Regions from separate parts of the Homo sapiens genome. Here region 2 is linked to region 1. Evidence: read pairs that join two places in POLR2A ChIA-PET (ENCODE). Cell type or tissue: Panc1. All regions are shown on one strand. Each heading gives the region's core, and the rest is flanking DNA. Links, peaks and the distances in the headings are about the cores only. Region 1 overlaps EPCAM-DT (EPCAM divergent transcript). Region 2 overlaps KCNK12 (potassium two pore domain channel subfamily K member 12).

Region 1 (5,428 bases), core at 2,847-5,346:
AGGCCAGTGGATCACCTGAGGTCAGGAGTTCAAGACCAGCCTGGCCAACATGGTGAAACCCTGTCTCTACTAAAAATACAAAAATTAGCCGGGCATGGTGGCAGGCACCTGTAGTCCCAGCTACTCGGGAGGCTGAGGCAGGAGAATCACCGGAGCCCGGGAGACAGAGATTGCAGTTAGCCGAGATTGCACCATTGCACTCCAGCCTGGGTGACAGAGCAAGACTCCATCTCAAGAAAAAAAAAAAAAAAAAAAAGGACATTTGAACACAGAGAAGACACACAGGGAAAATGCCATGCAATGATAGATATCTATAAGCTGAGGAACACGCCCAGAAGTAAGAAAGAGGCAAGGAAGGCTCTCTGAGAGCCTTCAGAGAGTGTGAGGCCCTGCCCAACACCTAGATTTTGGACTTCTGACCTTCAGAACCAGAGAGAATATATTTCTGGGTTTTGTTTGTTTTTTTGTTTTTCTGAGATGGAGTTTTGCTCTTGTTGCCCAGGCTGGAGTGCAGTGGCATGATTTTGGCTCACCGCAATCTCCACCTCCCAGGTTCAAGCGATTCTCCTGCCTCAGCCTCCCAAGTAGCTGGGATTACAGGCGCCCGCCACCATGCCCGGCTAATTTTTTCGTATTTTCAGTAGAGATGGGGTTTCTCCATGTTGGTCAGGCTGGTCTCGAACTCCTGACCTCAGGTGATCCTCCCACCTCAGCCTCCCAAACTGCTAGGATTACAGGCATGAGCCACCATGCCCGGCCATATTTCTGTTGTTTTAAGCCACCTTGTCTGTGGCATTTTGTTACAGCAGCCCTAGGGAACTAATACAATCTCTAAAACTTCCTCTTTTTGATGCTCCCAGTCTTTAGAATGTAAAGAAGCTCCGCCCCTACCCATGCATGGGCCAAGTATAAAGTGAGTGTTGATAGCAGGATATTAAGTTGACAAAATAAACCAGATTCAGGATCTAAGAGCCACAGGGGAAAATCATGAAGTGGGGACTGGTTGGACTGGTTTTTCTCATAAATCTCAATGACTTTGATCCCAACCAGGTGGAATTTTAAAGTTAATTGATTTAGGGAGGAACACCTGAGCAGCTGCACCGTGTGTGAGCCCTGTGCTAGGCCCAGTGGGGAAGCCAGGTGAGTCAGGTGCTGCTGCCTTACGGGAGCTCATAGGATTCGCCTCTACAGAAGGTGTGATGGAACAGGTCAGTCACTAGCCAAGGTGTGAGTAACAGGCTGTGCAAGTTCAAAATCAAGAGAGTGATTCATTTCCCCTGGGGGAGCATCAGCCAGACTGCTTCACTGAGGAGAAGGCAGTGGCGACATCTCTCTAAATATCTGACTGTGGAATCCATAGCCCAGAGAAGGTCTTGTGTGTCGATTAGAGACAAGCAAAGGAAAACAAATCTACCAGGAATGCTGGTGTTTTCCTGGAGAGTGTTTCACTGATCACGGGGTAGTGCTCTTTGCTCAGTGGAGAGGTACAAAGCTGTCTAGCCCCTGCTTGCTCTGAGGGGGAATTCTCTGGGCTCTCGGAACCTCTTATTTTCCCTTCTGGTTCTCCACTTGGGGTGAGTGCTTATCACCACCTTCTGTAGAGATTGAGGAAAGTGGAGAAGGTACACAGAGGCTTTGGAGTTGCTAGCGATCTCAATGACATCTTGTAAGAGAGCTGGTGGCTCAAGAAGGAGAGAGCAGGCCCTTGTGTTGCATTTGCAGGATCTGGGGCAATAGTACAGCCCACATATCTAAGCTCCATTTACGTTGCCAAAAATAGCATAGGCCACACATCTAAGCTCCATCTACATTGACACTCCATGACCCCACGTGGGCCACCCCAGTGTCATGGCCCAGTCTGGAGAAGTGACCCTGCGAAAAAGCTGTGTATGCCCTGTAGGTAGACTTGACCCTTCTGTGCAAGAAATTTTGATGTCCTGCGAGCACCCAGAATGGTCTAGGAGAGAGGGAACAGGCTCCAGTGGACATATTCTCTTCGCCCTGTTGACTCCCTCCTCCATGGGAAGAGACTTGGCTTAAACAAGCCTAGAGCAGGTCTGTTTAAGGTCTGGGGCCCTGAGTAGGAATCTACTTACCCACGTCGAAGGTAGAATTGGGAAGAAGCACTGTTATAAACTCAACAGAAAGTGATACTGAGTTTCATTTTTTTTTTTTTTTTTTTTTTTGGAGACAGTCTTGCTCAGTCGCCCAAGCTGGAGTGCAGTGGTGTGATCTCGGCTCACTGCAAGCTCCGCCTCCTGGGTTCACGCCATTCTCCTGCCTCAGCCTCCTGAGTAGCTGGGACTACAGGCGCCCACCACCACGCCTGGCTAATTTTTGTGTTTTTAGTAGAGACGGGGTTTCACCATGTTGGCCAGGATGGTCTCTATCTCCTGACCTCGTGATCCGCCCGCCTCGGCCTCCCAAAATGCTGAGATTACAGGTGTGAGCCACTGCACCTGGCCAATACTGAGTTTCTTGGTTTTGCTCTGGAACTAGACTAATGAATTCCAATCCTCATGGAAGCCCTGTGTGAAGCATTTCATGGAGAAAAATTTGTATGATGCAGTGGTTTGCAAATGGGGGAAATTTGGCATACAGTGACATTTGGTGATGTCTATAGGCATTTTGCATTGTCATAATTGGAGGATACTGCAAGACGTCTGGTGGGTAGAGGCCAGGGATATTGCAAAATATCCTACTATGTTGCCCTGCAGGATAGCACCCCATAAGAAACAATGATTTTGGCCGGGCATGGTGGCGCACGCCTGTAATTCCAACAGTTTGGGAGGCCGAGGAGGGCAGATCACTTGAGGTTAGGAGTTTGAAACCAGCCTGGACAACATGGTGAAACCCCATCTCTACTAAAAATACAAATAAATTAGCCGGGTGTGGTGGCAGGCACCTGTAATCCCAGCTACTCTGGAGGCTGCGGCAGGAGAATTGCTTGAACGGGGAGGTGGAGGTTGCAGTAAGCCGAGATCGTGCCACTGTACTCTACCCTGGGCAACAGAGCAAGACTCCGTCTCTAAATAAATAAATAAATAAAAATAAAATAAAATAAAAGAAACAATGATTTGGCCCCAAATATCAATAGTGCTGAGGTTTGAGAAATGAATTTTTAGTACCCTTAGCACATGGTTTGGACTTGTTTGCTGCAGGATGCTGGGCCTGGAAGATATAAGATTGCAAGTAGCCACGGCTCCTAAAGAATGACTGAGTGGCTGCTTCCAGAAAAGTAGGTCAGAATCAGCAGAAAAACAACTTAATGAGGCCGGGCGCGGTGGCTCACGCCTGTAATCCCAGCACTTTGGGAGGTCGAGGCGGGTGGATCACGAGGTCAGGAGTTCGAGACCAGCCTGGCCAACATGGTGAAACCCCGTCTCTACTAAAAACACAAAAATTAGCCAGGCGTGGTGGTGGGCGCCTGTAGTCCCAGCTACTCGGGAGGCTGAGGCAGAAGAATTGCTTGAACCCCGGAGGCGGAGATAGATGGCAGTGAGCCAAGACTGTGCCACTGCACTCCAGCCTGGGCAACAGAGCACGACTCCATGTCAAAACAAAACAAAAAAAAAATTAATGGTGTACTTGGGACTATACTATCAGCCTCAACAAATAGACTTGGGGCCCAGCAGCTGTGCCAAGCTCCCGAAGACCCACCAGCCTGAACTGTCCATCCCTTTTCCTCATGCAACTTTGCCACCCACATCACCCACCATCCCTCACCTTTGGTCTTCACTGGGGCAGCTCTCCATTCAACTAACTCCCCCGCGCTTAAGTTAATTATCTGAGTTTTCTTTGCAGCTTAATACTTACCAGGCCTCATGGTGTCTACTCTTCTTTTTTCTTTTTTTTCCCAGACAGAGTTTTGCTCTTATTGCCCAGGCTGGGGTGCAATGGTGCCATCTCGGCTCACTGCAACCTCCGCCTCCCAGGTTCAAGCGATTCTCCTGCCTCAGCCTCCCGAGTAGCTGGAATTATAGGCATGTGCCACCACGCCCGGGTAATTATGTATTTTTAGTAGAGAAGGGGTTTCTTTCATGTTGGTCAGGCTGGTCTCAAACTCCCAACCTCAGGTGATCAACCTGCCTCAGCCTCCCACAGTACTGGGATTACAGAAATGAGCCATTGCACCTGGCCCAGTGTCTACTTTTCTTTATCAGGCTAAACAGCTCAGGACACAGATAGAATTTGGACTTAGGTCCGTGTGAATCCAAAGGGCCATGCTCAACTGAGCAGCCGGCACTGCCTCGCTGAACAGCCAGGATTCTGGGAGTGCTACTTTGTACAACATTTTATGAAATGTTTCTGGCCTCCTTCTAGACCAGAGCAGAAAGGGGTGGTTAGGATGTTCTAAATACCAACCCCCTCTACTCCATCCCCAGGTTCATGACAACTTTTTAAGCTGAGCATACTGCAATCACTTAATTCTTCTAGACCTAAGATAAGCCAGTAGCCACGTCCACTCTGAGCCTGTGAGCAGGCAGGATCAAGTCTAAGAGCATCTCTTCTTTGGAATCTTAAGGCCTAGGATCCCAGCAGTTTTGGGGTCTAAAGACTTTTCAGGCTCCCGAAACTCCCTCTATTTTTAATAATTTTAAATGTTTCCCCAATACTTAGCTAAGCAAAGAAGGAAAAAGTGTACTTTTATTACACAGTCAGTTCTGGATAATTCTAGGGGAAATTCTTCCATTTTAGAAATCTCTGCTTTCTTCTTTTCTCCCAGATTCTTCTCATTAATTCCCTCAGTAAATATTTGTCTGTGGCAGGGTGCAGTGCTCGTGCCTGTAATCCCAGCACTTTTGGAGGCTGAGGTGGACGAATCACCTGAGGTCAGGAGTTTGAAACCAGCCTGGCCATCATGGTGAAACCTCGTCTCTACTAACAGCACAAAAATTAGCTGGGCATGGTGGTGCGTGCCTGTAATCCCAGCTACTTGGGAGGCTGAGGCAGGAGAATTGCTTGAACCAGGAGGCGGAGGTTGCAGTGAGCCAAGATCACGCCACTGCATGCCAGCCTGGGTGACAGAGCAAGACTCTGTCTCGGGAAAAAAAAAAAAAAAAAACTATATATACATACATACATATATATATATATATATATAAAATGTACATATATATTTATCTGGCACCTACTAGATGCCCCAGGTACCATGGTAGGCACAGGTGTACAGTGATGAAGAGCATTTTCCTATAAAATATTACCCAGGCTGACTCCAAGTTTTAATACCTCAGGTAGGAAAAGGAGGAGAGTGTTAGTAAAATGTTTGCCGTTGAATTTCACCAGCGTAAAAACAACATTCTGGGAAATAATTATCTGCACTTCAGTTCTTTGGGGTGGTACCGGAGGGAATCTTTACAAAGGTGGTATTAATGGAGAAGAGGAAGGGAAGGATCCTTAGTGATGGGTTGTTTTTCCAAGCACCTCG
Region 2 (2,500 bases), core at 1-2,500, 220 kb after region 1:
AGCCTTCTTTTACAAAGCAGGTCATCATCTGATCATCATATTTTACTTTTTATAAAACAGGTGCCTAGGTAGAGTTGGGAATCTTGGAAACGGCCATTCATTCAAATTTACATTGATTCTGAAAATATTTCTGTAGCCCCTCCCATGTGCCATGCCCTGTGCCAGGCACTGGAGACATGGAGGGGAATGGAGGAGATAGCGTTCTCATCTTCCAGGAACCCAGAATCTGGCAAGAGAAGCAGATGCTAAGCACACAGTCACACAAGTGATTCCATGCCAAACCAGCAGGAAGTGTGGGGAGTGACAAAGAGGGTGCTGGCAGGGGCAGGCCCTGCAGTCCCACTTCTGCACTGACACAGGCAAGGACCTCTTCCCTGCCTGCCACTGAGGCTGCCAGACCTTCAGAATTAGCTCCCATGCAATCTCAGCTTTCTTTCCCGACCTTCCATTTTAGAAGAGAACCCAGCAATCCAAACCTGCATGGCCTCCAAAATGCACCCCGCCCCTAGGAAATGCCAACACACTCAGCACAGGCAGAGGCCCGTGCCTACCTTTCCCCCTCGCACCTGGGCTGTCCCTGCAGAATTCCTGGCAGGTCCTGGTGTTAGCAGCTAAACAGGCTCACACGAGGCGCTCAGAATTCAGAACACTTGGCAGCAGGGAAGAGGATCATGGCCATTTGGAAAGGATTAGAGAGGAGTCACGCGGAGTGCGATTCGGAGTTTGCGTTTATCTCAACTGAAACTTTCCAGAAAGCTAGGACAACTGATTCCAATAAAAGCTTCCCCAAGTATTTTTGGAGGCATTGTGATGGTGCTGGGCCGTGTGGGTGGGGGTGGCTTTTCCTGGTTTGTGGAATTGCATTTCATTACTGATTAAACTTCCGTCAAATGTGTGAAGCAACCTCCAGTTTCTAAGGAATGTGTCCTGGGCAGGTGAAGAGAAAAGGCAGAACCACTGGACTGAGAGGTGGAATTGAGCAGGGCCTCTTTATGGCTAAGAGATGTGGCCAAGGCCAGGGCCAGATAGGAAATCTGAGTCAGTGGGAAAACTAGGACCAGAAGCCCCCCTAGTTCAGAACTGAACTTTTCCTACTGCTTTCTGAGGGTAACAAGGGCTGAGGCTTAGAATTGTCTAGTTTGGTTTCAGTCCAGGGCAGGGTCAGGATAAGGACCCAGCTGACTCAGAGAGCCATGGAAACGCACTGCCAGGGAGGGGAGCTCCAGAATGAGCTGGCTGCCCTGCTGCACACCTGCCAGCCACTGAGAGAGCATTAAAGCAACGGCCCAGCAGAGGGGCTCATGCACAGCCAGCCCCTCCAGCTGTAGGAGTGGGGAGCCCAGCAGGGAGGCCCTGGGAGGTTCTGGAAACGTGGTCTGGGCCCAGCTTGCTCAGTTTTTATTTTTTGTTGTTAATTTCCAGCAGTCCAGGGTTTTCAGTTACTCATTCATTCCATCCACTCAACATATGTTGATTAATCACCTACTTTGTGCCAAGTATTATGCTCCATGATTGACAGAAATTACCTCTTTGCTGCACTTCGAAGTAGTCATTCAATGCATAGCTGCTGCCATGATGGTTATTATCATGTTATTAATTGTAACAGTGACAAGCACTACTAAGATGTAGCTTCTGAGGTGGAGAAAGAAGAAACTACGTTTTCTGCATACCTACTATGTGCTGGGCCCTGGGCCAGCTTTAGACACATCTTAACCCACTGAACGGTGGCTTACTTCGCAGATGGGGAAGCTGGCATAGAAACAAATGATTGGCACAGGTCTGAGGGCAGTAAGAGGGACTTCACAGTAGGTCCCTCTCTAGTGGCACCATTTGAGCTGGATCTTGAAGACTGATTTCACCTGGTAGAAAACAGGGAGGAAGGGAAGGGCATTCCAGGTGGAGAGTACAGCATATGTAACAGCCTAGAGGCTTAAAGTGCGAGGTAAGGGGGACAGAAGTTAAGGGTGGCTAGAGAAGAGAGTAGCACTGGCAGGCGCTTGGTGCAAGGTCTAGGCAGGGTCTGTTTCAGGACATGACCTTAGGCAGAGTCTCCCTCAAGCCAACCACCCTTCAGGAGGCGAGTTCTGAGCTGGCTATGTCCCCAGGCTTTCCTTGCTGGTGTGCTTAAGGGAGGCCCTCCTGTTTTTTTGGTTTTCTGTCCCGCCTGTCCATGCCCACTGCAGCTGTTTCCAGTGCAAGGCTGAGGGTTCTCAGGTCTGGGCGGGAGCTCGGTCCTCTTCAACAAGTTCCCAGAGTTCTGGTGAGCTCTGTGGGAAGCACGTGCTCTACCCTCTCCGATCTGGTTGGCAGCCTCCTTCACAGAGAGGTACTAGGTGGCGAAGGATGGGAAGCAGGCAGCCCTCGCTTTAGTGTAGCCACTGACACTGCCAGAAGCACAGCACAGCCAAATCCCAGAGTCCCCAAACTGTGCTTCAGCTCTCACTGATGCCTCCTCATCCTCCTCCTCCACCCACACAACCCTGCAGACCCCAGGCTGGGC

What was found. ChIA-PET counts read pairs that join two places held together with the same protein. Peaks named below come from ENCODE experiments on the same cell type or tissue, not always from the same donor. Only the 100,000 strongest peaks of a DNase experiment are listed, where the experiment ranks them.
Region 2: POLR2A ChIA-PET joins it to region 1 with 13 read pairs; 2 of 35 experiments call an interaction of 5 or more read pairs at or near these places.

Annotation. Positions count from the first base shown.
Region 1 is chr2:47,339,009-47,344,436 of GRCh38, forward strand. The region is part of intron 1 of EPCAM-DT (EPCAM divergent transcript); the gene reads right to left. Among named protein-coding and RNA genes, the nearest start is that of EPCAM-DT, 3.4 kb to the right of the region's middle. RefSeq lists a silencer at 1,082-1,376. In Panc1, for the core only: no CTCF peak of the experiment used is centred there; no DNase peak of the experiment used is centred there; H3K4me3 peaks cover 1,089 bases; H3K27ac peaks cover 510 bases.
Region 2 is chr2:47,558,002-47,560,501 of GRCh38, forward strand. The region is part of intron 1 of KCNK12 (potassium two pore domain channel subfamily K member 12); the gene reads right to left. It also overlaps a transcript of MSH2 not described here. Among named protein-coding and RNA genes, the nearest start is that of KCNK12, 12 kb to the right of the region's middle. In Panc1, for the core only: no CTCF peak of the experiment used is centred there; no DNase peak of the experiment used is centred there.